Regions from separate parts of the Homo sapiens genome. Here region 2 is linked to region 1. A link is a loop called in an ENCODE intact Hi-C map of the cell type or tissue named here. Cell type or tissue: dorsolateral prefrontal cortex. All regions are shown on one strand.

What was found. Peaks named below come from ENCODE experiments on the same cell type or tissue, not always from the same donor. Only the 100,000 strongest peaks of a DNase experiment are listed, where the experiment ranks them.
Region 2: a loop joins it to region 1, with 5 times the contacts of the local background. A loop is called at or near these places in 9 of 110 quality-filtered maps.

Annotation. Positions count from the first base shown.
Region 1 is chr10:46,988,805-46,996,804 of GRCh38, forward strand. All of the region lies in intron 9 of PTPN20 (protein tyrosine phosphatase non-receptor type 20), which reads left to right. Among named protein-coding and RNA genes, the nearest start is that of PTPN20, 81 kb to the left of the region's middle. In dorsolateral prefrontal cortex, CTCF peaks have their summits at 4,314 (motif pointing right) and 4,520; a DNase peak (open chromatin) is centred at 4,507; H3K4me3 peaks cover 617 bases; H3K27ac peaks cover 973 bases.
Region 2 is chr10:47,308,980-47,316,979 of GRCh38, forward strand. It overlaps GDF10 (growth differentiation factor 10), which reads left to right. Exons shown (of 3, transcript NM_004962.5): 2 at 817-1,742; 3 at 3,622-4,598. The coding sequence ends at 3,813. Among named protein-coding and RNA genes, the nearest start is that of GDF2, 9.5 kb to the right of the region's middle. RefSeq lists enhancers at 1,351-1,851, 2,950-3,450, 3,251-3,400. In dorsolateral prefrontal cortex, a CTCF peak has its summit at 3,334 (motif pointing left); a DNase peak (open chromatin) is centred at 3,322.

The sequences.
Region 1 (8,000 bases):
CATAGAAGTCTTTTACTTTTTTGGTTAAATTTATCCTAGGTGTTTTTTTTTTTTAATAGCTATTGTAAATAAGATCACCTTCTTTATTTCCTTTCAGCTAGTTTGTTATTGGAGTCTAGAAATATCACTGATTTTTGTATGTCGACTTTGTATCCTGCAACTGTACTGAATTAGTTTATTAGTTCTTAGAGTGTTTTGGTAGAGTCATTAGTTTTGGGGGATATATATATATATACATATATATATGAATATATGAATATATAGTCATGTTACATGCAAAGAAGGACAATTTAATTTCCTTTTTTTCCAATTTGGATGCCCCTTATTTCTTTCTCTTGACTAATTGCAATGGCTAGGACATCCAACATTATACTGAATAAGAGTGGTAAAAGTGGGCATTCTTGACCTGTTTTCCAGTTCTTAGAAGAAAGGCTTTGAGCTTTTCCCCATTCAGTATGATCTTAGCTGTGTGTTTGTCATATATCGTCTTTATTGTGTTTAGATATGTTCCTTCTATGCCTCATTTGTTTAGAGTTTTTTTTTTTTATCATGAAAGCATGTTGAATTTTATCAAATGCTTCTTCCACATCTATTAAGATTCTCATATGGTTTTTGTCATTCATTCTGTTGATATATCACATTTATTGATTTGCATATGTCAAATTATACTTGCATTCTGGGGATAAATCCCACTTGGTCATAGTGCATTATCTTTTTGATGTGTTGTTACATTTGTTTTGCTAGTATTTTGTTGAGGATTTTTTTTTTTTTTTGCCTCTATGTTCATCGGGGATATTGGCTTGAACTTTTTTTTCATTGTGTCTCTGTCAGATTTTGGTATCAAGTTGATAATGGCTTCATAGAATGAGTTAGAGAGGAGTCCCTCCTCCTTGAATTTTTTGGAATGGTTTCAGTAGGATTGGTAGCAGTTCTTCTTTGTACATGTGGTAGACTTTAGCTGTGAATCCGTCTGGTCCAGGGCTTTTTTTGGTTGGTAGGATTTTTATTACTGATTCACTTTTGGAATTCATTATTGGTCTGTTCAGGTTTTCTTGAACAGGAATTTCTTCCTGGTTGAATCTTGGGAGTTTTCAGGAATTTACTCATTTCCTCTAGATTTTCTATTTTTCGTGTGCATAGATATTTATAATAATCTCTGAAGATCTTTTATATTTCTGTGGGATTAGTTGTAATGTCATCTTTGTCATTTCTGATTGGGCTTAGATTTTCCTTTTTTTGTTGTTTAGCTAGCAGTCTATCAATTTTGTTTATTCTTTCAAAAAACAGACCAGGCGCGGTGGCTCATGCCTGTGATCCCAGCACTTTGGGAGGCCGAGGCGGGTGGATCACCTGAGGTCAGGAGTTCGAGACCAGCCTGATCAATATGGCGAAACCCCGTCTCTACTAAAAATACAAAAATTAGCCAGGTGTGATGGCATGCACCTGCAGTCCCAGCTACTTGGGAAGCTGAGACAGGAGAATTGCTTGAACCCAAGAGGCAGAGGTTGCAGTGAGCTGAGATTGTGTCACTGCACTCCAGCCTGGGAGACAGAGCGAGACTCCATCTCAAAAAAAAAAAAATTGTTTGTTGATCTTTCGTATGCATTTTTCCATCTTAATTTCATTCAGTTCTGCTCTGATTTTGGTTATTTGTTTTCTTCTGCTAGTTTGGGATTGATTCGTTCTTTTTTTCTAGTTTCTCTAGGTGAGACATCAGGTTGTTCATTTAAGATCTTCCTAACTTCTTTGATGTAGGCATTTAGCACTATAAACTATACTCTTAGCACTGCTTTAGCTGCATCCCAAAGATTTTGATTTGTTTTGTCTCTGTTTTCATTAATTTCAAAGAATTTTTTTGATTTCTGAATTCATTTGTTTACCCAAAAGTCATTTAGGAGCAAGTTGTTTAATTTCCAAGTAATTGTGTAGTTTTGGGAGATCTTCTTGGTAGTAATTTCTGTTTTTATTGTACTGTGGTCTGAGAGTATGCTTGAGATGATTTCAGTGTTTTTAATCTTTTTCAGATTTGCTTTATGGCTGAGCATATAGTCGATCTTAGAGTATATTCCATGTGCAGATAAGAAGACTGTATATCCTATGGTTTTGGAGTGGACTAGTCTGTAGATATTTATTGAGTCCAATTGGTCAAGTGTTGAATTTAAGACCAGAATTTCTTTATTAATTAATTTTTCGCTTTGATGATCTCTCTAATCCTGCCAGTTGGGTGTTGAAGGCTCCCAATATTATTGTGTGACTAAGTCTTTTCATAGGTCCAGAAGAACTTGTTTTATGAATCCGGGTGCTCCAATGTTAGCTGTGTGTATATTTAAGATAGTTAACTCTTCTTTTTGAATTTTTCCCTTTGTCACTGTGTAATGCCCTACTTTGTCCTTTTAGATCATTGTTGGTTTAAAGTCTGTTTTATCTGATATAAGAATAGTGACCCCTGCTTTCCTTTTGTTTTCCATTTGCATGATAGATCTTTCTCCATCCCTTTACTTTGAGCCTGTGGGTGTTCTTACATGTGAGATGGGTCTCTTGAAGACAGAATATGGTTGGGCCTTATTTTTTTAATCCATTTTGCCATCCTAAGCCTTTTAAGTTGGGTATTTAGACCATTTGCCTTCAAGGTTTATATCAATATGTGAGATTTTGATGCTGTCATCACATTGTTGGCTGGTTGCTTTGTAGATTTGATTGTGTATCTCCTTTATGGTGTCTGTGGGCCATGTACTTGTGTTTTTGTGGTGCCAGGTACTGTTCTTTCATTTCCACATTTAGCACTTCCTTAAGGACTTCTTGTAAGACTGGTCTAGTGCTCATGAATTTCCTTAGCTTTGATTGTCTGAAAAGGATTTTATTTCTCCTTTGCTTATGAAGCTTTCTTTGGAAGAATATCAAATTATTGTTTGGAGTTTATTTTATTTAATAATGCTGAAAATAGGTCCACAGTTTCTTCTCACTTGTAAGTTTCTGCTGAGAGGTCTACTCCTAGCCTGATGGGATTTCCTTTGTAAGTAAGCTGACCTTTCTCTCTAGCTGCCTTTAAGATTTTTTCTTTTGCATTGACCTTGGTGAATCTGTTAACTATATGTCTTGAGGATGGTCATCTTGTATGGTATCTCACAGGACTTTGCTGAATTTCTTAAATTTGCCTATTGACTTCTCTAGTGAGATTGGGAAAAGTTTTGCGCACTATATTTTCAAATATGTTTTCCAAGTTGTTTACTCTTCTTCTCTTTCAGAAATGCCAGTGAGTCATAGGTTTGGTCTCTTTACATAATCTCTTATTTCTTGGAGGTTTTGTTCATTTTCAATTTTTTTTTTTTTTTTTTTGAGACAGAGTCTTGGTCTGTCGCCCAGGCTGGAGTGCAGTGGCGTGATCTCAGCTCACTACATCCTCCACCTCTCAGGTTCAAGCAATTTTCATGCCTCAGCCTCCTGAGTAACTGGGACTACAAGCGCGTGCCACCAAGCCTCACTAGTTTTTGTATTTTTAGTAGAGATGGGGTTTCACCATGTTGGCCAGGCAGGTCTCAAACTCCTGGCCCCAAGAGATCCTCCCACCTCAGCCTCCCAAAGTGCTGGGATCATAGGCATGAGCCACCACCCCTGGCCCGAAATTCTTTTTTCTTTATTTTTGTCTGACTGAATTGATTTGAAGGACCAATCTTTGAGCTCTGAGATTCTTTCCTCATCTTGGTCTATTCCGTTGTTAATGCTTCCAACTGTATTATGAAATTTCTGTAGTGAATTTTTCAATTCCAGAAGGTCAGTTTGTTTGTTTCTTAAAATGGCTTTGTCAACTTTTTAACTCTTGGATCATTTTACCAAATTCCTTGGATTAGGTTTCAGCTGTCTCCTGAATCTCATTAAGCTTCCTTACCACCCAGATTCTGAGTTCTATGTTTGTCATTTCAGCCATCTCAATTTAGTTAAGAACAATTTCTGGCGAGCTAGTACAATTGTTTGGAGATAAGGAGGCACTGACTTTTTGAATTGCCAAAGTTCTTGCATTAAATCTTTCTCTTCTGAGAGGGCACGTGTTCTTTTATCTTGTTGAATTTGCTATCATTTCGATGAGGCTTTTTGTTTTTATATTCTTTGTATCCCTTGTGGGTTTGACTGTAGCATAAGCTGAGTATAGTCAGTTGGCTTTATTTCTGGGTGCTTTCAGAGGGCCAACACTCTGTATGGGATATTTATTAATACTTGTGGCTAGATTCTGGCACTGGATTTCACAGGCAGTGTATACTGGAAGAGTTTGGGGTGTTGTAATTTAGGCTTCAATCCAGTAGATGGTGCTTGAGAATAATGGCCGGCAAATAGACTCTCAGTCACATGGCTCTTTTGTATTCCAGCACATTTGCAGCAGTGGGGGTGGTGGGAAGGGGTAGCGATGATCCCCTGCCAGGTCCATTTCCAGGCCTTAGGGGAGCCCCCTCCAGTCACTGGCACCATGCCCACATCTCTTTAACCCCAAGGGGAACCCTGGCAGCCTGTGCTCTCTCCTCCCTTGGGGCAGCTCGAGCCAAAGATTAGGTCACCAGGAGATCCACAGCACACTGGAGGCCTGCTGATCCTCTGTGCTTGGGAGTCAGAGCTAATTGTGCAGTAGACCTACAGATGGTTTGTTGATGCAGTAGGTCAGGGGTGTGAGATCTCCAGGCAGGGCGGTGTTGCCGTGGGTGTATAGCTGATGTGGCACCCATAGCCTAGGGTTTTCTGCCCAGCAGACAGCTGTGGGGACTTCCCAGTTCTTTTTGCCTTGAGTGGATCTCAATAAGCTATTTTAAAGAAGTGACAACTTATCTTAGATCACAAAGTAAAGAATAGAAACAAAGAAAAAATTTTAAAAAAATTCTCTATGCTTTAACTCCATCCCCACCACATTTCAACTGCTTATTATCTAAATTTGTGTATTTTTATATTACCTTTCTCTTAATAGGTTGCTGTAGCTATTACGGCTTTTTATGAGTTTATCTTTCAGCTTCATACCAGAGTTAGGCATGGATTGCACACCATCATTACAATAATAGAGTATTCTGGTTTTGTCCATGTTGTTAATGTTACCAGTGGATTTTATGCCTTGAAAAGTTTTCTTTTTGAATGTGTATGTGGTTTTTTGTATTTTTTTATTTTCCTTCTGAAGAACTCGCTTTAGCATTTCTTGTAAGTCAGGTCTGCTGCTGTTGAATCCTCAGATTTTGTTTATCTGAAAAATACTTTATCACTCCTTCATATTTAAAAGTACCTTTGCTGAATATAGTGTTCTTGGATAACAGGTTTTTTTTTTCTTTCAACACTTTGAAAATTTATCCCACTTCCTCCTGGCCTATATGATTTCTGTTGAGAGTCAATTGTCAGATGAATTGGAGCTCTTTTATATGTTAATTACTTCTTTTCTCCTGCTACTTTTTAGGATCCTCTCTTTATCCTTGAGCTTTGAGAGTTTTATTATTTTATGCTTTGGTGTAGCCTTATTTGGGTTGAATATGTTTGGTGTTCTCTGATGCTCTTTTTTTTTTTTTTTTTTTTTTTTGAGACGGAGTCTCGCTCTGTGGCCCAGGCGGGAGTGCAGTGGCGCAATCTCGGCTCACTGCAAGCTCCGCCGCCTCCCAGGTTCACGCCATTCTCCTGCCTCAGCCTCCCAAGTAGCTGGGACTACAGGCGCCCGCCATCACGCCCGGCTAATTTTTTTGTATTTTTTTAGTAGAGACGGGGTTTCACCGTGTTAGCCAGGATGGTCTCGATCTCCTGACCTCGTGATCCGCCCGCCTCGGCCTCCCAAAGTGCTGGGATTACAAGCGTGAGCCACCGCGCCCGGCCCTGATGCTCTTATACCTGAATATTTATATCTGTTGCATTTTGGAAAGTTTTGTTATTATTTCTTTGAATAAGCTTCCTACCCCTTGCTCTTGTTCAACTCCCTCTTGAACACCAGTAATTTTTGGATTTGGTCTTTTGAGGTAATTGTCTATATTTGGTGATGATCTTCATTCTTTTTTATTCTTTTTCCACCTATGACTGCATTTTCAAGTAGCCGGTTTTCAAGCTCCCTGATTCTTTCCTCTGCTTGATTCATTCTGCTATTGTGAGGCTGTAATGAATTTTTCAGTTCAGCTAATATATTTCTCAGCTCCAAGATTTCTATTTGATTTTTAAATTATTTCAATCTCTTTGTTAAGTTTGTCTAATAAATTTTTGAATTGGTGTTCTGTTACCTTGGAGATCTCTGAGTTTCCTCAAAGCTATTAATACTAGTTTGAATTTTTGATCAGGGAGCTCTTATATGGCTATCTCATGAGGGTCAGTCACTGGTTCCTTGCTTTATCCATTTGGGGAGGTCATGGTTTTGTGTTGACTGCAGTTTCTTCTGGATGTGCAAGAAATATATATCTTGTATTGATGTCTTTGAATGAAGGATTAGTTATTTATTCCAGTGTTCTCTGTCTGGCTTATTTTTGTTTTTTATTGAATGTATTTGGTTATAGATTCTATGTAATTTACCTGTCGAATTTTTTTTTTCTTTTTTTTTTTTTTTTTTTTGGTGAGGGGCTAAGTTGCTGCCTTCTTTTTGGCACTAGATGTCACCTTACGACCAAGTTTGCCTTGGCTCCAGTAAACAATAAGAGAGCTGCTCATTCCAATTAGGGAAAGTCTCAAAGGAGATATCATGGCAGTGTGGGAAAGGTGGCTAGAGATTCATGCCCAGGGGTCCTGTGCAATGTATCTTCTGCAATGTGGTGCTACTAAACAACCACTCTGGTTTGGCATCTCCTTTAGCTGAGTTACAGACCAGAGTTTCCAGGGCTGGGGATGGTAGTCCCACCTCACCTGTTTGTTTCTGACTCTTCTCAGGGTATTTCTTTCTTCAGGCACATGTAGTGCTTCCTGTGGGTTGAGGTAGGGACAGGTTTCCTGCCAGGTAACCCAGATGGTGGGAAACCTGGATGTCACCTTTTCTGGTATAGAAATCATGAATCAGGTGGAGATTTTTTGCACTCTTGGTGCTGGGCAAATTGGAGAAATGGGCATTGCAGATGTGGAAACCCAATTCTCTTACTGCCTACTTAGAGTTTTTTTCCCATCTCTGTGGATCCAGGAACTGTCTTCTCCTCGTATTTGATTTCTGGGATATTGTTGGTGATAATTTCAGTGCTGTATATTTGGTTTTGGTTTTCTTTGTAAAGAAGTGAAGCCAGCTTGCTTCTACACTGTTATTTTGGAACCAGAAGTCCTCTCTTGTCTTTTTAATCTAATTCTCTTTAAGATAATTATTTTATCTTTGAATTAATTATTTTTTATGTAAATTACAAATAAGTCTTAATGGTTCCTTTGCTTTGTTAACCAGTACATCTTTGGAAATAACACAAGTGTAGTTTTAGAGCTTCACAATCAATAATGACTATAAAACTCAATATATGAGGAATCATAACTCCAAGTGAAAATTATATAACTCTTTGTCTTCATTTCATTGCAGTCACTTCCATCTTCATTATTTGGTTAACCACTACAGCCACATTTGGAAAGCTGTGTCTTTTCTTAACTGAACAGTCCAGTCATGCTTGTTTTATAGTCAGTAAACTGATTAAAAATTAGTAATTCAAATGTATTTCCATAATTTGCCTAATCTTAAATTATAATTAAAAAAATGCTTTTAAAGAAGTTACAGTTTTTAATTCTGATGAGATTGTATTTTATTAGTTTTTCCTTTTATGGATCATGTTTTGATATCAAGTCTAACAGCTCATCACTTAGCTGAGGGCCTGAATAATTTTTTTGTGTTCTTTTATGAAAATTCTGTAAGTTCATATTTGACATTTAAGTCCATAGTCCATTTTGAGTTAATAAATTATTAAATTTAGGTGAAGATTCATTTTTTGGCCTATTGATGGCTAGTTGTTTCAATATCATTTATTGAAAATTCTGTTATTCCTCTATTGAATTATTGTTGTACCTTTGTCAAAAATTATTGGGCATATTTGTATGGGCCTATT
Region 2 (8,000 bases), 320 kb after region 1:
TCCACCAGGCAAATAGGAAGGAGTGGCCGGCAGCCCCAGGGAAGCCGGAGCTGGAGCATTCTTGAACCAAGTTGCAGATGTAATGGTTGAGACGTCCCGGTCTTTACCTGGACCTTGGAGATTTAGTCAGGTTGCCTTGTGTAATCCTGATGCTGCTCTTTTCTTGTTAAAACAATCTTAAAAGTCCTCAGGCAGAACAAAGAGCAGATGCCTAAATGGCTGTACTTTTGATCCTGGTTTCCCTTAGGAGGTGCTCAAAAAGCATGAGCGTTTATTTATTTCGTCTCTTTTGGAAGAATGTTTGGGTTTAATGTGAAGTGTATTTAATGATTGCATTTAAAAACTGATTGCATAAATAGAGGGCTGTGCAAATACAGGAGGGGCTGCCTTGATGCAGGGCTTGGACCCAACCCAAGCCATCCTGAGCACTTAATGAAGGTGTCAGTGACATTTGTTCATTTGTGCATGCAGAGGCAGTAGAGGGCAGGGGGAGCAAACAGGAGCTTTGGAGTCCAGCAGGCCCGAATGCCTCCCTGTCTGCCCCTATTTCTTTGCTGTTGCTTTTTGTTGTTGTTGTTGTTTGCTACGGGATATTGACAATCTCAACCTTAATTCCTCACCTGTGCACTGAGGATTGCAAAGGGCGCCCTCATCAGTTTCATGTGAGGATTACACGAAAGGAGGGAAGCAAAGCGGGGGAGGAGGATGGTCCTGAAAGTGTGGATCGGTGGGCGTTTGCTCCTCCAGCCCTGGGTGGGAGACCCTCAGGAGCACGAGCGAGAACTTCACAGCCTGTGGTCTCTCCTTCCCTCACAGAAGTGGTCGACCAGAAGGCCGTGTATTTCTTCAACCTGACTTCCATGCAAGACTCGGAAATGATCCTTACGGCCACTTTCCACTTCTACTCAGAGCCGCCTCGGTGGCCTCGAGCGCTCGAGGTGCTATGCAAGCCGCGGGCCAAGAACGCTTCAGGCCGCCCGCTGCCCCTGGGCCCGCCCACACGCCAGCACCTGCTCTTCCGCAGCCTCTCGCAGAACACGGCCACACAGGGGCTACTCCGCGGGGCCATGGCCCTGGCGCCCCCACCGCGCGGCCTGTGGCAGGCCAAGGACATCTCCCCCATCGTCAAGGCGGCCCGCCGGGATGGCGAGCTGCTCCTCTCCGCCCAGCTGGATTCTGAGGAGAGGGACCCGGGGGTGCCCCGGCCCAGCCCCTATGCGCCCTACATCCTAGTCTATGCCAACGATCTGGCCATCTCGGAGCCCAACAGCGTGGCAGTGACGCTGCAGAGATACGACCCCTTCCCTGCCGGAGACCCCGAGCCCCGCGCAGCCCCCAACAACTCAGCGGACCCCCGCGTGCGCCGAGCCGCGCAGGCCACTGGGCCCCTCCAGGACAACGAGCTGCCGGGGCTGGATGAGAGGCCGCCGCGCGCCCACGCACAGCACTTCCACAAGCACCAGCTGTGGCCCAGCCCCTTCCGGGCGCTGAAACCCCGGCCAGGGCGCAAAGACCGCAGGAAGAAGGGCCAGGAGGTGTTCATGGCCGCCTCGCAGGTGCTGGACTTTGACGAGAAGACGATGCAGAAAGCCCGGAGGAAGCAGTGGGATGAGCCGAGGGTGTGCTCCCGGAGGTACCTGAAGGTGGACTTCGCAGACATCGGCTGGAATGAATGGATAATCTCACCGAAATCTTTTGATGCCTACTACTGCGCGGGAGCATGTGAGTTCCCCATGCCTAAGGTAGGGTTTCTTCCGCCTTTTGCCAAATTCTAAGGCTCAGCTCTGCCGCTACCGTCAAGTTCCTCAGCCTGCAGGACTTCTGTTTCCCCATCTGCAAAATGGGAATAACAGTACTTCCTATCTATTCCAGGCAGGAAATAGGTAGACATAGGTCACCAAGTGGCAGCCCGTAGGGTAGTTGCCGCCCACATATGTGTGAGTTTGGCTGTGTTTTTTGAAGTATTGGCTTGGTTGAATTGGGACTTTAAAATGAGAACATTCTTTTGAAAAGCAGGAGAATCCATGTCTTTAGAAACGCATCCCCACATAGCAACTATCTGCAGAGGTTGAGTAGATGCTGCTTCCTGTACACACGGCAGGTCCCAGAAGCTCCCTCCTGACCAAGGCTCTCATTTCTGTTCCCAGCCTGGACCCCAGAGTGTGGCAATCTGTGACTAGCACAGTGCTAGCCTCAGCAGCTCTCCCACTGTAGATTCCCTCCTCCTTGCAGCTCAGGGCAGGAATCCACAGGGAATAGGCCTTCACTGTGCACAGGGTCTGCAGGACACACAGCACTGGGCTGTTCTGTCTGTTGCACCAGCCTAAGGATTTCCAGTTCTCACCTTCGCTCCAGACTGGGCTGTGGCTGAGTCCATCCCTCTCCCTGCAGCCTGCTCTGCAGCAGCCTGGCTGCTTGTGATGTCAGCCCTCGGCACTCAGCACACAGTTTCTTCCTGCTTAGTTACTCTGCCCAGGGCAGGTCATGCCTTTCCCTCCAAGAAAAGAAAGTCAGTGCATAAATCCAATTTGAACTTAAATAATCAGCCAGCTGGGGAAGTCCAGACCCAGACATGGGGCAGCAGTAACGTGTTTGGGAATTAAATGGCTTCTCCTCAAAACTTCTCCTCAAAACCGTGCATGTGCAAGAGAGAGGGAGGTGCCTGACATAGAGACGGAGCCTGCTAAAAGGGCCTAGCAAAGACCCAGGCAGATGCAAGCCCGGAACCCTGAAGGCTTGCAGCTGGTTGGCCATGCGGTTAGCTTATCACCCTGGCTTGCTGCCTCCCCACCTTCCGGGACACCAGCCAGAACGCTGCAAAGGCAGGTGTCCCTGCCCTGCTCCCTTCCCACCACACCCACACAAGAGGGCTTCCTCCTCAACAGCACTACATATACAAATCTCTGTTTGGCTGGTGATGCACTGAAGTGGATGACCCGGTTGGTTCATCTTGTCAGAGGTGGGCACAGTTTTCCAAGCCAGGTCACTTTCTAACTAGGGGTCTTGGTCAAGTTACTCAGTCATTTTAAACCTCGGTGTCTTCCCAGTAAAGTCCAGGTAATACCCACCCCATAAAATTGCTAAGCTGACAAAAAAAAGGGGGTGATGCAGGGAGAGCAGCCCCTAGGAAATGTCAATGTCCAGCCTGTCACACTGCCACGCACATGCCAGGCCTTCCCTTCAGTGACAAGAGCACAACCTCGTGAGAAGCATGCCTGTCCTCCTCAGACTGCGAGACCAGGGCTGTGCTGGCATCTCGCTGGGTTTTCCCTCTGGGCAGCTTCTGCCTGCTTCCTGGTGCTCCGCGGGGATGTGTGACACTCAGGCGCCCCCATGTGGCCCTGCCGTGTTGGGGACACAGCGTGCCTCAGGGAAGCCAAAGGGCAGGAAGGCCTGGGGGCTCTTGGAGACCTCAGCCCGGAACTCAGCGTATGTCTGATTTTAGAGGAACCGTGTGCCCCGCCTTGGGATCTCGTCCATTCCTCTAGGTGGATGCCTATTCTGTGGCCTCAGCCGGGGAACAACAGCAGAGCAGTATGGCCTGGGACTGTGAGGATGGCATGGGTGCGTGGGTGGGTGAGGGCGGAGCTGAGGTAACCCTACTCCTTTTCTGCCTTGCAGATCGTTCGTCCATCCAACCATGCCACCATCCAGAGCATTGTCAGGGCTGTGGGCATCATCCCTGGCATCCCAGAGCCCTGCTGTGTTCCCGATAAGATGAACTCCCTTGGGGTCCTCTTCCTGGATGAGAATCGGAATGTGGTTCTGAAGGTGTACCCCAACATGTCCGTGGACACCTGTGCCTGCCGGTGAGACCACTCCAGGGTGGAAAGAAGCCACGCCCAGCAGAGCTGCCTTCTCGGAGCCTTCTGCAACCAGGACTTGTGGTGCAGCTGCAGACACAGAGCACAGCTCATGGGCAACATCACTGGGGCCCAGAGAGAGCTGTCCGCCAGTGCATCATTAGGGGGTCTTTCATTGCTAGTGACTAGCCCCTTAAATGCCAGCCTGAGTACCTGAAGGAATCTGGGAATTAGCCCTGGCCTGAAAGTGGCCCATCATTCATACCCACTGTTCTGAAGGCTTGAAAACAAAACATATCCACAACATTGGCTTGATGTGATCATCATCTCATAACTGAGCAAGAAGACTATGCAAATCTTAGGGCGCTCGCTCCCTGCACACGGAAAGAACTCTGTTTAAATGCTCAGTTCAGAACACTTTGGGCCACATAGTGATTTTGGAAAACAGGATAATCGTGGTGTAAATGAGTGTTTCCTTTCAAAGTCCACTGCAGAGCTTTTATCCATATGGTATGCACATGTAGCCAATATTGGTTTCTTTTTCTTAATATATATATTTTATTTTAAAACAACAAAAAGGGAGGGCGTTGACACCATTCCCCACAGAGATAGTCATGCTGAGTGTGGGTTGTTTAAACATGCATATTGAAATAACACATATAGTAACGTGGGAATACTAAAAAATAACCAAGATTTTATATTTTTGTAAATTATACTTTCTATACTGTAGATTGTGTATGTTATGTGTTTTTATGGAAAGCTAATAAATTAAAGGTACAGTGGTATCTTGAAAAACTGAATGTCACCCATTTCAAAATCTCACTGGCTCCCCATCTGTAAGTACACCATCTGGTGGTTGCTGGGGTCTCAGCCTCTTTTAGGGTCGCTGGAGTCCCCTAAGCCATCTCCATACTCCCTGGTGTCTGTCCCAGGCTCCAGAAACCCAGGCTTTCCCATGCTTTCCAGGGGCCTGTCCCACTACTGGTTCCTGCAAACCCAAGCTAGGCTGATGTTGAGAATGGACATGGCTCCAGACAGGGACAGTGGCCTCTCGGGGTTTCTCCTCATCCCCTAGCCTCAGGGACATGGATTGATTGGGAGGTGCCTGGGGTGTTTAAAAAAACATCTATGGTTGCCTGGTCAGAGATCTTTTACTTCTGGTAATTCATGGAGCAAGAGATTCAACATAAGTAGGGGTCTCTCCTGAGGTCCAAGGACTCATGAGGAAGTGGACGGGCCATGTGGTCTCCTGCACCTGCTTCTCTTTTGCTTGTGTGTAGAAGGATCACCCAAGCCACCCCAAATTGTTCCCTTATGCCCTTCGTTTACATTGCCTTATGATGGAGTGCCTGAAGCTGCTTAACCAGCATTTCTGAAAGAGAATCTGGATCCAATTTGAGACAGGTGTATATATAGCAGTCCCATCAGCTGGGACCTACAGATGACGTGGCCCCAAGTCTTAGAGGAAACTGCAAAGCCATAGTGGTTTTCTAAGAGGGGATGTCCAAGGAGAGAAGCAGCTCTGGTGTCTGTCTTGGGCCTTAGGCTGGGCTCTGGAGACCAGGATTCCTGTGCAAGGGATATATGGGGAAGTGCTCTCAGGAGACATGGGCAAGGGTGAGGTGAAGCAGAAAAGCAGGCTGGGAGCAATCCTGTGGGGAGCTTTGGAGCTTAGTTACTCCTCAGGGCAGTGTGGCCTCGAGCAAGGGAGCTGGGTGTTCAGGGCCTCTTGGCTTCTGGCTGCCCTGGGAAGGGCGATGTAAAGTCCCAGTTCCCTGGCCTTCTGCCCAGGCAGCCACAGTGATTCCAGGAGCCTAGGTAGCATCCGAAGAGTGGCAACTCCTGGAGGCGAAGCCATTGAAACTGGAGAATGATTAGCCAGAACTGGTAGGTGAGGGGGATGCGAGGGTGCCAGGGTGAAGCTCCGCAGCTTCTGCTCAGCATCTCCTATGAGGTGCTCCAAGTGACCCTGGGACACATGCGTGAGCAGCTGCCGTGGGGACCCCTACCTGCTGGGCACATGGCCCTGCCTGCTGACAGAGGTCAGGGGAGTGGTGGGATGGTCCTCCACACTCACCACCTTATTCCCTTACTCCCACAGGAACTGGACATGGGACCAAATTGTTCCCTTCAAGCTGCTATAGGTTGCTGGGCTGGCGCAAACTGGCCTGCACTTTAGTGCTTGGTTTGCCATGTCTAATTCTCTTTGGAACATGACAGGATATAAGTTAATAGCAAAATAAGTAAAAATATTGGGGCTTAATAAAACTCCAAGTCCCTTTCTTCTGAATATTCCATCCCTCATTTTCTTCTCATTCAACTGCCCCCTTTCTATTTTTGCTAAACATGGGCTGTCCAATAGTAGTTTTATCTTATTCTTTCTAGCACTTGCAGTTTCTGGGAGGCCTTCTGGATTCCCCCCAAATACCTGGAATGCCTCTGAGTCCTCATGTCTGGCTTACTGGGATTGGGGAGGGCAGGCTGGGACACTCTCCCTGGGTCCAGCTGTGGGCATGGCCTCCAGGCCTGTGCCTGGATGGAAGGTGCTCAGTTGTTGCCATCTTTCCTGGGCATGCCCTGAAGACCTTGGAATGTGAAATGGGGCAGGTCCCAACTGGGGACATGACATGTCCCAACTCTACAGTAGGAGAAGCTGGTATCATTAGTGACCCCTCCAATGTATAGAAGACCACGCAGTTACAGGATCTTGCTTAGCCTCACAGCAGCCTTGCAACTTACTGCCCAATTGGAGCTGCAGAAAAACAAGCTCAGGAAGGGTAAGTAACATGTCCATTGATGTCTTGCCAAGACCACAGGGAACATTAAGTTTGATGCTCAAGGCCGCCTGATTTAAGGCCTACATGACTGGCACTGACCCTGAACTTCCTGGCCAGTGATCCCCAGTCTGCTAGGATTGTCCCAACAACACTGAGGTTGGGACACAGTAAAGTGAGGTTAAAAAGAAATATGTTTATGAAATAACTTGTTTTTCCCTTAAAACAAAAAATGTCAACATTACATTGTCATAAGAGCCCAAAAGATTCCATCATACGGTCTGGACACGGTTTGCTGATGTCACTCAACTGGGCCTGTTTCATTCTGGAGGGAGCAGGGTGGTGGCCTGCAGCTGGGCCGCATCTCTGAATTTACACATCCTCTAGAAGGGCAGGGCCTCTTATAGATTAGTTCATGTGACAAACATAAATAGTACCATTGAGAGCTAAAAACTTGAGGGCTGGGAGAAAACTTCAGAAGGCTTCCAATACAACCTTTATACTTGAGAAATGGGGAGACTTGAGTCCTGGTACTACCAGGTGTTTTGCCTGGGGTGTCCCAATAGGTGCCTCTCTATGACTTCATAAAATGTCATCAGAGCAGAAGCTTATAACTCATGTTTCTTCTGTGGCCAGGATGGAGACAAAGCTGTGACTGAGGAACTTATGCATGTCTGAGGTGGGAAGGGGAGGATGAGAGGAGGAGACTCTGGAGGAGGAGGAATGGAGACGACTCCACAAAGAGGCTGACTTTGAGACCAAGCAGGACGAAAGAGCCGGGCTTGGCTGGTGGAATAAGGACATCACAAAGAGCGTCTGCAGCAGCGCATGCCAGGGAGGGCTTGAAGGTAGTGTCAGTGAGAAACCAGGAGGGCTGGCCAGCTGGCCAGCTCTGGCTGTGACTTGTGCACCAAAACACCAACATTAGAGTTCAAAACTATTTCCCTTTATCAAAACCTGGAAACATAAGATCCTTCACAGGTGTTTCTGGGATTTCCATTCCCCTTCTCTCTGCTCCCTGAGATAATAATGTCCATGAATCCTCTATCTATCCTGCCTCCAGTCCGCTCACTCACGCTCAGCCCAACCCCAAGCCATGCTCCTCTAGCATCTCCCAGCAGGCTTGTTTGTATGGGTCAGGGATAGGTGGGTCAGATGGAGAAGAAATATGTTTATTTATCCAATTATGTAGCATTTACTATGTGCCAAATACCATGCTAGGCAATGTATTCATATGTTTTCTCTTGGAAGGCTCTTATGAGTTCCCTCTTTTGTCAAAACCACTGTGCAAAATGCCTATCAGAGTTGCCTGGAGAGCTTGACACAGTTGGGCCCCCTAGCATTGTTTCTGATTCAGGTTGAGCCTTTATTTCTATCCAGTTCCCAGGCACTGCTGCTGCTGGCTCCATGGCCATGCTTTGAG